Regions from separate parts of the Homo sapiens genome. Here all the other regions are linked to region 2. A link is a contact called in ENCODE Hi-C or POLR2A ChIA-PET data. All regions are on one chromosome and are shown on one strand. Each heading gives the region's core, a stretch centred on a gene start or an enhancer-like site at or near the end of the contact. The rest is flanking DNA. Distances are from core to core; before and after follow the strand shown.

Evidence for each region. A loop is a pair of places that touch in the nucleus more often than their neighbours do. ChIA-PET counts read pairs that join two places held with the same protein, here RNA polymerase II (POLR2A). Pooled maps may share reads with other maps.
Region 1: a pooled map shows a loop between it and region 2 (2.5-fold over the local background). The contact joins the promoter of UBE2L5 here to the enhancer-like site in region 2. A Hi-C loop is called at or near these places in 1 of 50 pooled maps. POLR2A ChIA-PET finds 5 or more read pairs at or near these places in 3 of 52 experiments (A673, AG04450 and H1).
Region 3: a map of naive thymus-derived CD4-positive, alpha-beta T cell shows a loop between it and region 2 (3-fold over the local background). The contact joins two enhancer-like sites. A Hi-C loop is called at or near these places in 2 of 168 maps with a recorded cell type or tissue (naive thymus-derived CD4-positive, alpha-beta T cell and pancreas), 1 of 37 single-sample maps with no recorded cell type and 7 of 50 pooled maps. POLR2A ChIA-PET finds 5 or more read pairs at or near these places in 3 of 52 experiments (activated B cell, activated CD8-positive, alpha-beta T cell and activated T-cell).
Region 4: a pooled map shows a loop between it and region 2 (3-fold over the local background). The contact joins the promoter of LINC00426 here to the enhancer-like site in region 2. A Hi-C loop is called at or near these places in 4 of 50 pooled maps. POLR2A ChIA-PET finds 5 or more read pairs at or near these places in 2 of 52 experiments (CD4-positive, alpha-beta T cell and activated naive CD4-positive, alpha-beta T cell).

Annotation. Positions count from the first base shown.
Region 1 is chr13:30,420,832-30,423,841 of GRCh38, reverse strand. It overlaps UBE2L5 (ubiquitin conjugating enzyme E2 L5), which reads right to left and starts at 1,349. Exons shown (of 4, transcript NM_001355247.2): 1 at 1,165-1,349. It overlaps LINC01058 (long intergenic non-protein coding RNA 1058), which reads left to right and starts at 1,598. Exons shown (of 2, transcript NR_125771.1): 1 at 1,598-1,625. RefSeq lists silencers at 1,387-1,676, 2,117-2,296.
Region 2 is chr13:30,113,677-30,116,851 of GRCh38, reverse strand. No RefSeq gene overlaps it. Among named protein-coding and RNA genes, the nearest start is that of LINC00365, 6.4 kb to the right of the region's middle. RefSeq lists a silencer at 1,709-2,058. Within about 2 kb of position 1,716, at least 26 of the 41 ENCODE cell types and tissues checked have a DNase peak (open chromatin) inside an H3K27ac peak, as active enhancers do; they include A673, where a contact is called at or near this core.
Region 3 is chr13:30,571,716-30,574,647 of GRCh38, reverse strand. It overlaps a transcript of HMGB1 not described here. Among named protein-coding and RNA genes, the nearest start is that of USPL1, 45 kb to the left of the region's middle. Within about 2 kb of position 1,472, at least 9 of the 41 ENCODE cell types and tissues checked have a DNase peak (open chromatin) inside an H3K27ac peak, as active enhancers do.
Region 4 is chr13:30,372,528-30,375,663 of GRCh38, reverse strand. LINC00426 (long intergenic non-protein coding RNA 426) reads left to right here and starts at 1,750. Exons shown (of 5, transcript NR_024464.2): 1 at 1,750-1,881.

The DNA.
Region 1 (3,010 bases), core at 100-2,599, 310 kb before region 2:
AGGTATATCCCTACCACTATTTCTGGTTTAATTTAGGAAAACATGCATTGCATCGTCTTTCAATTTTATGCAAGTGTATCAGATGTGGCCTGAAGGCCAAATTTTTGTGAACTGGAATTGCATCTTTCTATTACCCTACCTTCCCACCGTAAGGATGCCTCATTCTGGTTTTTGAGTGATCTTTAATGAGCACTGGCCAATTTTAAATATATGATTCCCCGGCCTTTCAGTTTATTTTATTTTTTTGAGACAAGGTCTGGCTGTAGTGCAGTGGTGCTATCTTGGCTCACTACAACCTTCACTTCCCAGGCTCATGCCATCCTCCTGTCTCAGCCTCCCTAATAGCTGGAACTACAGGTGTGCACCACCACACCCAGCTAATACTGTATTTTTTTAGAGATGGAGTTTCACTATGTTGCCCAGGCTGCTCTTGAACTCCTGGACTCAAATGATCCTCCTGCCTCAGCCTCCCAAAGTGCTGGGATTACAGGCGTTGAGCCACCACACCCGGCCCTAGTTTATTTTAAAGGAAAATAGAGTAAACTCTCCGGGGGAAGAACCTCCAGTTTAATAACACTCCATATTGTATCTGCTTTATTGTAATTGTATTTGGAGATTTTCCAGATGGAACTTCTCTGTATAGAAGCCTTAAACCTGCTGTGTTTCAGAGCAGAAGTTATCCATGTCTGTCTGTCTCTGACACACATGCACAAAAACTAGATATGTGATTTACTATACATGACATGATAAACAACATTCTAAAGCAGTAAGTTTAGAACAACAAACTGAGTTTTGTCATTGCTATTATTTAATGATTTTATCATGTTACTTTATGTAGAATGGCTATGGAATAATTAATTAGGTTTTGTTGTGGTTTTTAATATCTCCACAGTCTAAATAATAAACCATTTTCCCGATATTGGCACCGCTTTAGAAGAGATTTTCTTATCTATTTTTTGACAGAGTTAAAAAGGTGCCTCTCCCTCTGTGTCCTAATTTTTGCAACGTGTGTGCATTTATTACGTGTCACCAAGCGAGGCAATGCTAACCTAGCAAAGCAGAAATCATCACCAGAGCAAATTAATGCAATGTCACCCGCTGACCGATGTTAAACGCAGCAGAGACTCACAAGCATCCTTGTGAATGGATTAAAAAGGCACTTACAGGGATGACCCGCAAAGATCCTAGTTTCAAGACACAACAAAAAGCCTCCAGGAAGTGAAGCCAGCAGGTTCTAATCTCATTTATTTTCACGGCTATGTTTTTTTAATTGTAGTTTTCCACTGTAAAACCAAAGAGCATCAAAGGAGAACAGCTTTCCCTCTCCCGGAAGCCTCACGGAGCGGAGTTCCCTGAGCTGCGCGGCCGCCGGTCACGGGGAAGTGCCCCGCGCGCGGAGCTCCCCAAGCGCCCAGCCCTGCCTGCGCCGCAGCCGCCACCACCGCTGCCACCACCGCCGCCGCGGCCAGGGAGCTGCGCTGGGCGGGGCTGGGCTGGGCTGGGCTGGGCTGGGCTGGGCTGGGAGGGGCGGGGCGGGGCGGGGCGGGGCGGGCGTCCGTAGTTATTTATTTATTTAGCGGCTGCAGAAAAGCTCTGCGGCGCTCGCGAAACCCGAAGACTTGCAGGTAGCCAGGCGCTCCCACTCGTCCAACAGCTCCCGGGCTGGCTTGGGAGAAACTAAGGAACTTGCTTCGCCCCCCCGCCGCTCCCTGGGGCCGCTCGCCACCCGCGGAACTTGCCATCCCCGCTCTTCCCCACTTTCTACCCCCACCTCCGCCCGCCCCACCTTCCCCTTTCCCCGCTTTCCCCTCTCCCACCTCCTCCTTCTCTCCCCTCCCACATCCCCGGTCTCCCACTTCCCCCTCCTTCCCGACCCACCTCTCCCTCCTCCCCGCCCCACCTCTCCCTCCTCCCCGCCCCACCTCTCCCTCCTCCCCTTCCTCCTCCTCCCCCCCGCTCCTCTCCTTACCACCTCCTCCGCCCTCCCCCACCTCCTCCCCGGTCCCTTCTCCACCCCCTCTTTCCCCACTCCGCTCCCCGGGCGGCGGGCGGCTCCCTGGCTCCGGCGTGTACAGATTTGGGCAGAATGTGGTTCCAAGGCTCTCGGTCAAGAATTCGGAGGAGGAAAGTTTGCTGGCGGCGCCGCGGCTCACACCACTCCCCGCCCTGGGGGCGGTCCTCGAGGCCGGGCCCCGCCGCCCGTGCTTCCCTTCCCGGAGCCTTCGCTCTTCCCCGGGAAGGCCCGGCCTTACATAAGGGCCCGTGCGCCCGCCCCAGCCCTGTGGGCAGCGCGCTCTTGCTCTGCTCAGTTTAACGAAGATTCTGCTCCTGAAACTTAGTACAGATAAAAAGGGCAGCGGTCCGTTTCATTTTAGACAGGAAAATGAGGGCGCAAAAGGGGACTGAGGGAGAGAGGCCAGAGAACAAGACAGCAGGTTCGTGCTGGTGGCAGGTGGATGGGTAGAAGGTTCCTTGAGAGCGGAATTTCCTATTTGGATGCCTGTGCAGAGGGAAGTGGCTGTAAAGATCAAGTAGCTTTGATAACGCCAAGGTAGCCTGGACAACAGAAGCCCAGGGAAGGAAAGGGGGCGGGACTTATGCTGCCAGAAAGGATGATCACTATCCGGATCTTCAGTAGGACCCGCGCCTCAGCGAGGGCGCGTGTAGAGGAGATGTGGGTATGGGCCATGTGCAGGGAGCATAATGCCTGCGTCTCCAGCGCAGGCCTGGCATACAACAGGCACACCATAAACAGCTAACACGTGGGCACTGTGCTAAAACTTTGCCAACTTGGTTGCATTTAATCCTTAGAACAATTGAGCCCTCCTTACTCCCATTTTACACACGGGAGACTGAGACCTGGATGGGCTAAGTGACTTGGCCATGACCACACAGCTCTTTGCAGCCGACCGAGGACTCAAACCTTGGACTCCAAAACTCATGCTATGGGACAACTTCGTATTTGGGAGGCGTAATACAAAAGGGTTCAGCTTTGGGGCAGAGTGAAGGG
Region 2 (3,175 bases), core at 467-2,966:
AACACTTGATGACTTGAATTAAAAGGCTTAACACAAAGCCTAAAGTGTTGCCTATGCTGTCTCTCATCCATATTTTGTAGATTTAAGATCACTCCCTATCTGCACTTGTGAGCCATCTCTGCTCCCTGGATCCATGTCAACCTGTTTCTGTTCCTCCTAACTGCCCCCTATCCCCCAGCTGCCACTGGGAAGCATAATGGCAGGGCCGTGGGCTGGCTCCCTCCAGAAGCTGTTGCTCTGACAACTGAGTGATGGGAAGAAAGCCTGGGCCATCCAAGCTGGTGGCTTCAGGAAGGGTGGAGGACAGTCTCCACGCTGCTGCTGCCGAGTGCTGATGAAGAGACTTCCTCTGAGGCCGGCTCGGCCCTGAGCCTCCCAGGAGACCCACCATCTGTCTTAGCTTCTCTGCCTCTCCCGGTTTTACAAGAGGTGGGAAACCCAGGCCCAGAGGGACACAACCCAACCTTGCTGATTTGGTCTACAAAGGATCTGTCAATTTACTTTGCAAAGTAAGTCATTGGTATTTACTTTCTCCTCCTCCTCCTTCTTTTGCCGTCCATTCAGAAATGTCTGAATGATCACTGCTGCGTCAGCCTCTGTGAAATTCAACTCTGTACACAATCAACAGAACAGATGTCCACACAGAGTAAGTTACAAGAGGGAGTCCATATCACAAAGCTAACTGCCTGACTTAGATGGCTGAAATTCCCAGGCATTTCCACATTTATACATTGTATTCGGGGAATAAAACAAAAGGCTGCTGCTAAGGTCTGAATGTTTGTGTCCTCTCAAAATTCACGTTAAAACTGAACTCCCAAGGTGATGGCATTAGCAGGCAGGGCCTTTGGGAAGTGATTAGGTCACCCTGATGAACGGGATTAGTGCCCTTATAGAAGAGATCCCAGGGAACGCTCTTCCTCCTTCTCCCAGGTAAGGACACAGCTAGGAGGCACCATCTATGAACCGGAGAGCAGGCTTTCCCCAGACACTGAATCAGCTGGCACCTTGATCTGGGACTTCCCAGCCCCAAGAACTGTGAGAAATCAGTTTCTATTGTTTATAAGCTACCAGTCTAGGGTATTTTGCTATAGCAGCCTGACTATAGCAGCTGGATTAGGATTGCCATTTAGAGTTATAAGCTTTTTCAGATGTTCATATAAAGACATTTTACTTATCATTTGTTTTCATTAAATTAAGTAAATAAAAATTTTTAAAGTTACTCAAACTGTGTTCTATGGTGCTTTAATTTAACTTTCTTATTCATTACCCTACTTATTCATTCCTTATTCCAGATAAAAGCCTTTGTGAAGGTCAGTGTTATGTATTTAATATATTTAAGAAAACGTTGCATTTATAACTCATTCATTCCTTGCCAAAGTATCCGTGGTTCCAGGAGAAAGAGCCAACGCGGCTATATTTGCCCCGCAGACAAGTAAGTGTTTCGTTGCCATTGGGTTCACGACATGCAGGTGCATAACATTCTCTGCCTGCACTTTCCGGGCCTTACTTACCATTCTTCCTTTCTATCGCATCTCCTTTCTTTCATTCCTTAAGCCTGTGGGAATCCTGCCACCAAGCCCTCTGATGGGAAAATGCGTCCACTGTTTTCTTTAGCTGAAAACTACCCCTAAACTACTGAAGGGGAAAGCCCAGCGCTGGGGAACCGGTGTCCGCCAGGGGGAGCCGTGGTTTCTGTCTGGGGACGCAGCGCTCCGGGCCAGCACCTGGCTGCGACGGCTGCGCGGGGACGCAGTGCGCGCGCCTCACGCGCCGCGAGCTGACTCAGGCTTGCAGGTTGCAGCGGCGCTCGCCTGCCTGGGCGCTGCGGCTCGCGGGGTGCCGGCCTGCAGCCAGGGGCACGGGGCCTGGCGCAGAGCCAGGCGACGAGCGACGGGGGCTTGAACCAGCTTGGGCCCCGCGACCTGCCCCGGCCGGGGGTGGACGGCGCGGCGCCGGGCAGCGAGCACCTGGGCGGGGACGCGCTCGGTGAACGGGGTCACAGAGTCACTAATGGCTCCCGCCACCCCCGCCGCCGCCGCCGCCTCCCGCAGCCGCCCGCGCGGCGGAGGAAATGGACCTGCCAGAGGATTGATCTCCCTGGGAAATGGCTGCGTCGGCGCTGCGGTTCCAAGGAGTCTGGCAGCCTCGCTGCAGTGTCCTTCCAGAGCCATCCCCTGCAGCCCTCGTGCCTCTCTGCCCTTTTTTTCCTCTTACAAAAACAAAATGTTTCTAAATTTCCAGCCAGGGGGCCCTATCCTCAATAGATCTGTCATTCACTGGGGCCCTTGAAATCATGGGTCATTGCAAGCAATTTTCTAAACTTCGTTTTTAGCTGGGGAAACTCCCCAGGGTCTGTGGTCAAGGGAGAGCAGGGGTATTTAAAAGCTGACCCTTGTAACCCACTGCTCTCCCTTCTCCTTTGAAGATAAAGGGAGGGCGGGGTTCTGAACACTGACTCGAGGAAGTTTGGGAATTCTCGTGCCCACGTTCCTGCTAAGGAGTGGCTAGTGGAGCGTGAGAGCAGTTACTGTGAGCCAGACCCGTGCTAAGCCCCACATTGAAGGCATTTCGTGCTCCAAGGAATCCGATCACTCTCATTTTACAGAGGACAAAATCAGGGCTCAGCGAGGCCTGGTCATTTGCCAAAGCTTACACACCTAGGCTCTGCCAGAGGCACCCTTGTCACTTAACTCCCCGACTGAGTCCCCTTAACCTCCACCCAGAGAGGAGAGGTTCCCGGAGTGGTTTAAGAGATAACAACTCCCCTATTGACGGGGGCGAGGAGTAGGCAAAGTGGGATCCCCAAGCCATTGCCAGAGACTTCCGGGTTCAAGAGTGGTTCAAGAGTCCTTGTGTACAAAAAGAGCAGATAAAGAGTTTGCTTCAGGCACTCTCAGCATCAAAGTCACCTAACATTTGCCCAGCTTAGGGGGTGGGGGGAGTTTGGGGGGTATATCAGTTTGCTAGGCATAGTATAATATCATAGACTGGGTGGCTTAGACAACAGACATAGATGTTCTCACTGTTCTGGAGGCTGGACGTCCGAGATAAAGATGTAGTCCGGGCGTGTTTCTCCAGGGCCTCCTTGGCTGCCTTTTGCTGTGTGCTCACATGGGTTTTCCTCTGTGCATGCACTTGTCTATGTCCAGATTTCCTCTTTGTATGAGGACACCAG
Region 3 (2,932 bases), core at 223-2,722, 460 kb before region 2:
ATTCTCCACTAGTCAAGACTTTCAGTAGAATGAGCACCTTATTACATTCATCTTTATTTTCCTATTTCCTAGCAGGGTCATGGAAATTAGCATATTCTCAATGAAAGTTGATAAATGAATGCATTCTGCTAAAAGTAAACATTGAGAAGAAATTTTTACCGTCGATTATGTTGCCATAGTGCTATTATCACAAGAGAATTCATTTAGCAACCATTTATTGAACATCATCTATGGTAGACAGTGTGTTAGCACTAGGAATACAGAACTTAATAAGATGAGCCTTCCAGCAGTGGGATTGGGCAACAGTGGATGCAAGAGGCAAAAGAACTTCAAACAGTTGTGATAAAGAGGAAAGATAGTAATGCTATCAGAGAAATATCTACAAACAAAATAGTGTTATGCTATTAGAAAAATACAGAGTGCTGTGGGAGCCCAGAAGAGAAATTAATTCCAGTTGGACGTAGGAGTGTTTGTCAGGATTTCATATGGGAAGTGGCTTTTGAGTTAAACTTTGAATATCTCACTGGCATCTTGGGCATCTCAAATCCACTGGGTCTATACTTGTGTTCATCATTTATTCATCATTTTCCCCTTCCACCCATTCATCCCCAGCTTGCATGTCTGATAGTCTTGAACATGATTATTGATATTGCCGTTCACTGCTGGGTCCTTCCTTTTAGAAAATGCTAGATTAGGCCGGGTGCGGTGGCTCACGCCTGTAATCCCAGCACTTTGGGAGGCTGAGTTGGGTAGATCACTTGAGACCAGGAGTTCCAGATCAGCCACGGCAACCTGGTGAAACCTCGTCTCTGCAAAAAATACCAAAAAAATTAGCTGGACGTGTTGGCGCATGCCTGTAGTCCCTGCTACTTGGGAGGCCGAGGTGGGAGGATCACCTAAGCCCATAAAGTTGAGGCTGCAGTGAGCCATGATCGTGCCATTGCACTCCCACCTGGGTGGCACAGTGAGACCCTTTCTCCAAAAAAAAAAAAAAAAAGAAAATGCTAGATTCATTTGACTCCTTTTCTTTCCTCTCCAGTATTTATTTGGTCACTTTAGTTATGTGAAGTTTTGAATAATTTCCAATTTTTTACAAATTATATGGTTTGTATGTAATGAAAAGCTTATCAAAAATGTTTCAGTTTATCAGTCTACTAATCAAATATTTTTAAACTTTTAAAATTATACACAGAAATGTGGTCCTATTTTGAAACAATTCTCTCATTTTTTTCACATTAAAAAGTTCAATTCTGATTTCTAAAAATCAGAAAATCATAAAGAATTTATTATGGAGAAGCTATCCTGGTGTACAATTATGACAGTATTTTTATTTTAAATGATACTGTCCTTCTAAGAATGTGTTTCTGTCAATTTGTCCTTATCTCTACAGAACCCTGAAATTGTAGCACTACTGTAGTGTTTCTAGAGAGTAATACGTTTCTGCTGCCATTTGGAGGAGCCTGCATCACAGAGTAATGAGTTGAGTCTGACTTACAAAGATGCCTCCTTTGCAATTCAGACCCCCCAGAAGAATTTGCAGTCAAATTCCTATAATTAATGAGTTGTGTCTTCTAGATTCCTTTAAGTACTACATCTAATGGAAGTTACAATTATAACTTAATTATTTTAAATAGTAGAGATTCTGATGGTGTGCTTACACCACTGAAACAAAAGATATTCTGAAAACTGAAAGTGAAACTGTCAGCCCTTGGCATCTGTAGTTAACAAACTACTCAAGAGTTTTGTTGCTAGATATCTAGATAATTGTGAGAATAAGCCAAGAGTGTGGGAGGCTTGCTTTGCTCTTCAGATGAAATGGCTTAAGTTTTGCCAAAATCCCTGAAGGGTAATCACGGTCTCTTTTAATCCCAAGTTTCAGATAATACCCACAAATAACTTATTCTTTAGAGTGGTCTTTGGAATTAGAGAAAGCAGAAATGTATTAAAATGTATTTCATTCACTTTGTTCCTGATCCTTACACCAGGGTCAACGGAGTCACTAAGAATTAGCAAAGTTCATTGGTAAGAGATTTACCCTTCTGATATCTTGCTCTGGTGAAATACTAGAAAAATGTCTTAAGAAGTAAAAGGCAGATGTGAGAGTTAAAGGAAATTTCAGTTAATTAGCAGAGTTGCATTAAAATAATCTTACCATGGATCATGAAGTCTTGAATTCTAAATTTGCCTTTGCTGGTATAATCCTAATTAGATATTTTACTTAATTTTTGAAATTTCATAATAAATAACCCAGCTTCTATCAACAAAATGAAGACTTTGCATTTAGAATTGCCTTCAAAATGCAATCAATTCCAATGTCATTACAAAATGTAACTGAACGGTCTCTGAGAGCTAAGTTGAACACTTTATCTCTGAGATGTCGTTGCATTCTATTGCAGTTATTTTCTGACATGTGTGGGGGAAGAAAGGTATTTCCTACTTTGAGCATTTATCAACACACTTACCCTGATACCCATGAACAGTCCCACCTCTGCCTGGCATTGTTTTATACTTGCTGTTGTCACATTCATTCTTCAAGTTTTAACTCAAAGTCAGTTCTTTGAAGTCATGCTTACTCTCCCATCATGAACTTGCAAAATTAGGCCTGAAGCTATTTTATTTGCTCCCAAGTAATATCTGCTATTCAGGTATATATCAACACAGAAATTGCCTCAGGTGTAGTCTCACAATGTAGACAACTGAGTTTATCATACACCAAATTTACTAAAAGCAAATATAAACATACTAATCCATTAAATTATTTTAATATATATACGAAACTCATTATAAGTGTAGGAACGTAAATATTATTATTATACTATAAAAATATAAAGTAATACTTCTAAAATACATATACTCTTCATTTGTTAATCTTCCTTAATCCTGAACTATTTTCATTTTCTGCTTAGGTAATCTTAGTTTTCTGTAGATTCAG
Region 4 (3,136 bases), core at 501-3,000, 260 kb before region 2:
AGGAAGAGCACTACGCCTGCCAAACCATCAAGCGTTGATGCTCCAGCGCCTTCTACCCGTGGTTCTCCAGCCTCAGCAGAAGAGAGAGAAATTGATGACCCTGTCGTTGTAGCATCCCCATCACCCAGCAATTAATTTTAGTTCAATGCTTCAAACGCTCTTCAGGCGCAGTGTGCGTTCAGCTGTGTCAGCTAATGGTGAGTACCCGGACAACCATTCTGTTTCACATTCAGTACAGTATTCAATAAATCACATGAGATACTCAACACTGTATTATAACATAGATAGGCCTGTGTTACATTATGTTGCCCACTGTAAGCTAATGTAAGTGTTCTGAGCACGTTTAAGGGAGGCGAGGCTGAGCTCTGATATTCGATAGGTTAGGTGTATTCAAAGCATTTTAGACTTTCAATATTTTCAATTTACAATGGCTTTTATAGGGATGTCACTCCACCGTAGGTCGAGGAGAATATGTAGTCAAGTTGCCTGGTCATGAGCACATTTTAGGTCAAGGTGTGTTTTACGCAGCTTCTAGGGTTTGCTCCTTCCTTTTGAGTTTGAGCCTGGGGGTGTGGGTTGAGGATAAAGAGTAGGTGTGGGCCAGGAGTGGTGGCTCACATCTGTAATCCCAGCACTTTGGGAGGCCGAGGTGGGAGGATCTCCTGAGCCCAGGGGTTCGAGATCAGTCTGGGGAAGGGACGAGACCTTGTCTCTACAAAATTAAAATAAAAATAAATAAATTAGCCAGGCCTGGTGGTGCATGCCTGTAGTCCCAGCTACTCAGGAGACTGAAGCAGGAGGATCACTTGAGCCCAGGACTTTGAGGCTGCAGTGAGCTATGATCACGCCACTGCACTCCAGCATGAGCAATAGAGTGAGACCCTGTCTGTATTGAGAGAGAGAGAGAGAGAGAGAGAGAGAGAGAGAGAGAGAGAGAGAGACACACACAGAGAGACAGACAGAGAGAGAACAAAGAGCAGGTGTGATCGGAGCTCAGGAAATCCTCCCTCTGGTAAGTAGTCTCAGCCTTCTATTGAGGCTGCCACCACAGTGCCATCCACAGCTTTTGCAGACCATGACATACGCAAACTGTTGTAAAATTTTGGCAGTGCTCATAGTCTCAGAGCCAAGCTTTGAAACAGAGAGGCAGCAGGAGACAGTGGGAGGAGGGTGGGATTAGAGACAGAAGGTCTCCGGGTTTGAATCTTTTCTCTCTATTGGCTGGTTGTGTGACTCTTGTCTCAGCTTCTTGGGCTGTACAAAGAGAAAACTAACACCTGCCTTAGAGACTTGTGATGATTTAATGTAGAGTGTGTGACATGTTATTGGATATTAGCAATTGCTGATATTTATAATGAAGAGCACTGGAAGCTGTCACAGTTCTCATAGTTTATTTTGCATTTGCTCCTCAGCATCCTCTGCTCATCTCAGTGTCTGTGTGGTCTTAGTGGGATGCTGACTATATTAATACTTGTAAACTTTACTCATTTTCCATCTCAAATGGGACAAGGGATAAAAATTATTTTTTATATTGTATATTTATTTAGTAAGTGAGCACTTTCCATTTTAGGCACTGGAGACACAGAAATGAAAGAGACAACGTGCCCTCAAGGATCTCACAGTGTGTGGTGAGGTGGACACACACACACATATCTAAGCACATGACAGTGAGAGGCACGTGGTCACGAGGTTGTGACGTGGAGCTGAGAGCTCAGAGGAAGGGCTTTGGATCAAGTGTGGTCAGACCACACTCGGCCATGAAAGTCTTTGAAGGTGGGGAAGGGGTGAAGATGGTGAGGGGATTCCACGGCTGGGAGAGGTACACTCCCTACACGTTCTAACCAACTGGCCGTGGGGAGGAAGCTGGAGGTCAGGACACAGGTAGGGCCTGGGTTTTTGCCTCATGTGACTGGGTGGATGGTCACAATTCGGCCATGCTGTCTTTGAACTCAACACCACCAAAATCATAGGATATTCCTAGTAATGTTGATTTCCACTAGATTACTTTTGTTACCAGAGTTTTAAGGGCAGAAGTCTTTGTCCCTTTTTTTCTCTAACAGGAAGCCATTCTGGGCCATTTATTTGCCGTTAACTTACACAGCCCACTGGAGAGTGGAGGGGTGTGAATGTGGGAGCCTGGGTGAGGGCTGCACCGGACTGTCACCAGGACAGTCCTCAATGCTGCCTGACTTAGCCACATTGCCAAAAACATACACCCATAGGTTATGAAATATTCAATACTGTATTGTATGGGAGAAATACAAAGAGGAGAAAGAACTGGGTTGAAAAGGTGGTCTGGTCAGGTATCTCAACCCACTGGCTTATAGACCAGGAACCACTCTAGACAATGCATGTAAGGAACAGAAATGGGAAACAAAAACATTTAAATTGTATTTTTCTCTGATTGCAATAAACTTGGAGGAAAGCTATTTTCTTACTTTGAGCTTTTCTTCCAATTATGATGAATGCAGAGATTAATTACAAAGGACCCGGATAAACTAAAACTCATCTACAGCATTTTTTTTTTTTTTGAGATGGAATCTCGCTCTGTTGCCCCGGCTGGAGTGCAGTGGCGCGATCTCGGCTCACTGCAAGCTCCGCCTCCCGGGTTCACGCCATTCTCCTGCCTCAGCCTCCTGAGTAGCTGGGACAACAGGCACCTGCCACCACGCCCAGCTAATCTTTTTTGTATTTTTAGTAGAGACGGGGTTTCACCTTGTTAGCCAGGATGGTCTCCATCTCCTGACCTCGTGATCTGCCTGCCTTGACCTCCCAAAGTGCTGGGATTACAGGCGTGAGCCACCGCGCCCGGCCTCTACAGCATATTTTAAAAGGCAAAAAGGTATTTTAAAATTCATGTTGGAAGACGTGGGCTCTAGCTGGGGCTGAGACAGATGATTCAACTATATTTTTTATTTTACTGCGCACTGAGGGTTGAAGCTGAAGAGCATGCATGCTTACCATTGTGTGTGCACATGTGTGTATGTGTGTCTTACACCAAAGACTGAAATCTCAAAAAAGCCCCAGGGAGCAGGTGTAACTATTATGCTACAAATGAACAGGTGTATTGTGGATCGCTGTTATATAGTTCTTTTCTTCAAACATACCTTCCTGATATAACGTTTTCTTCCTGAAA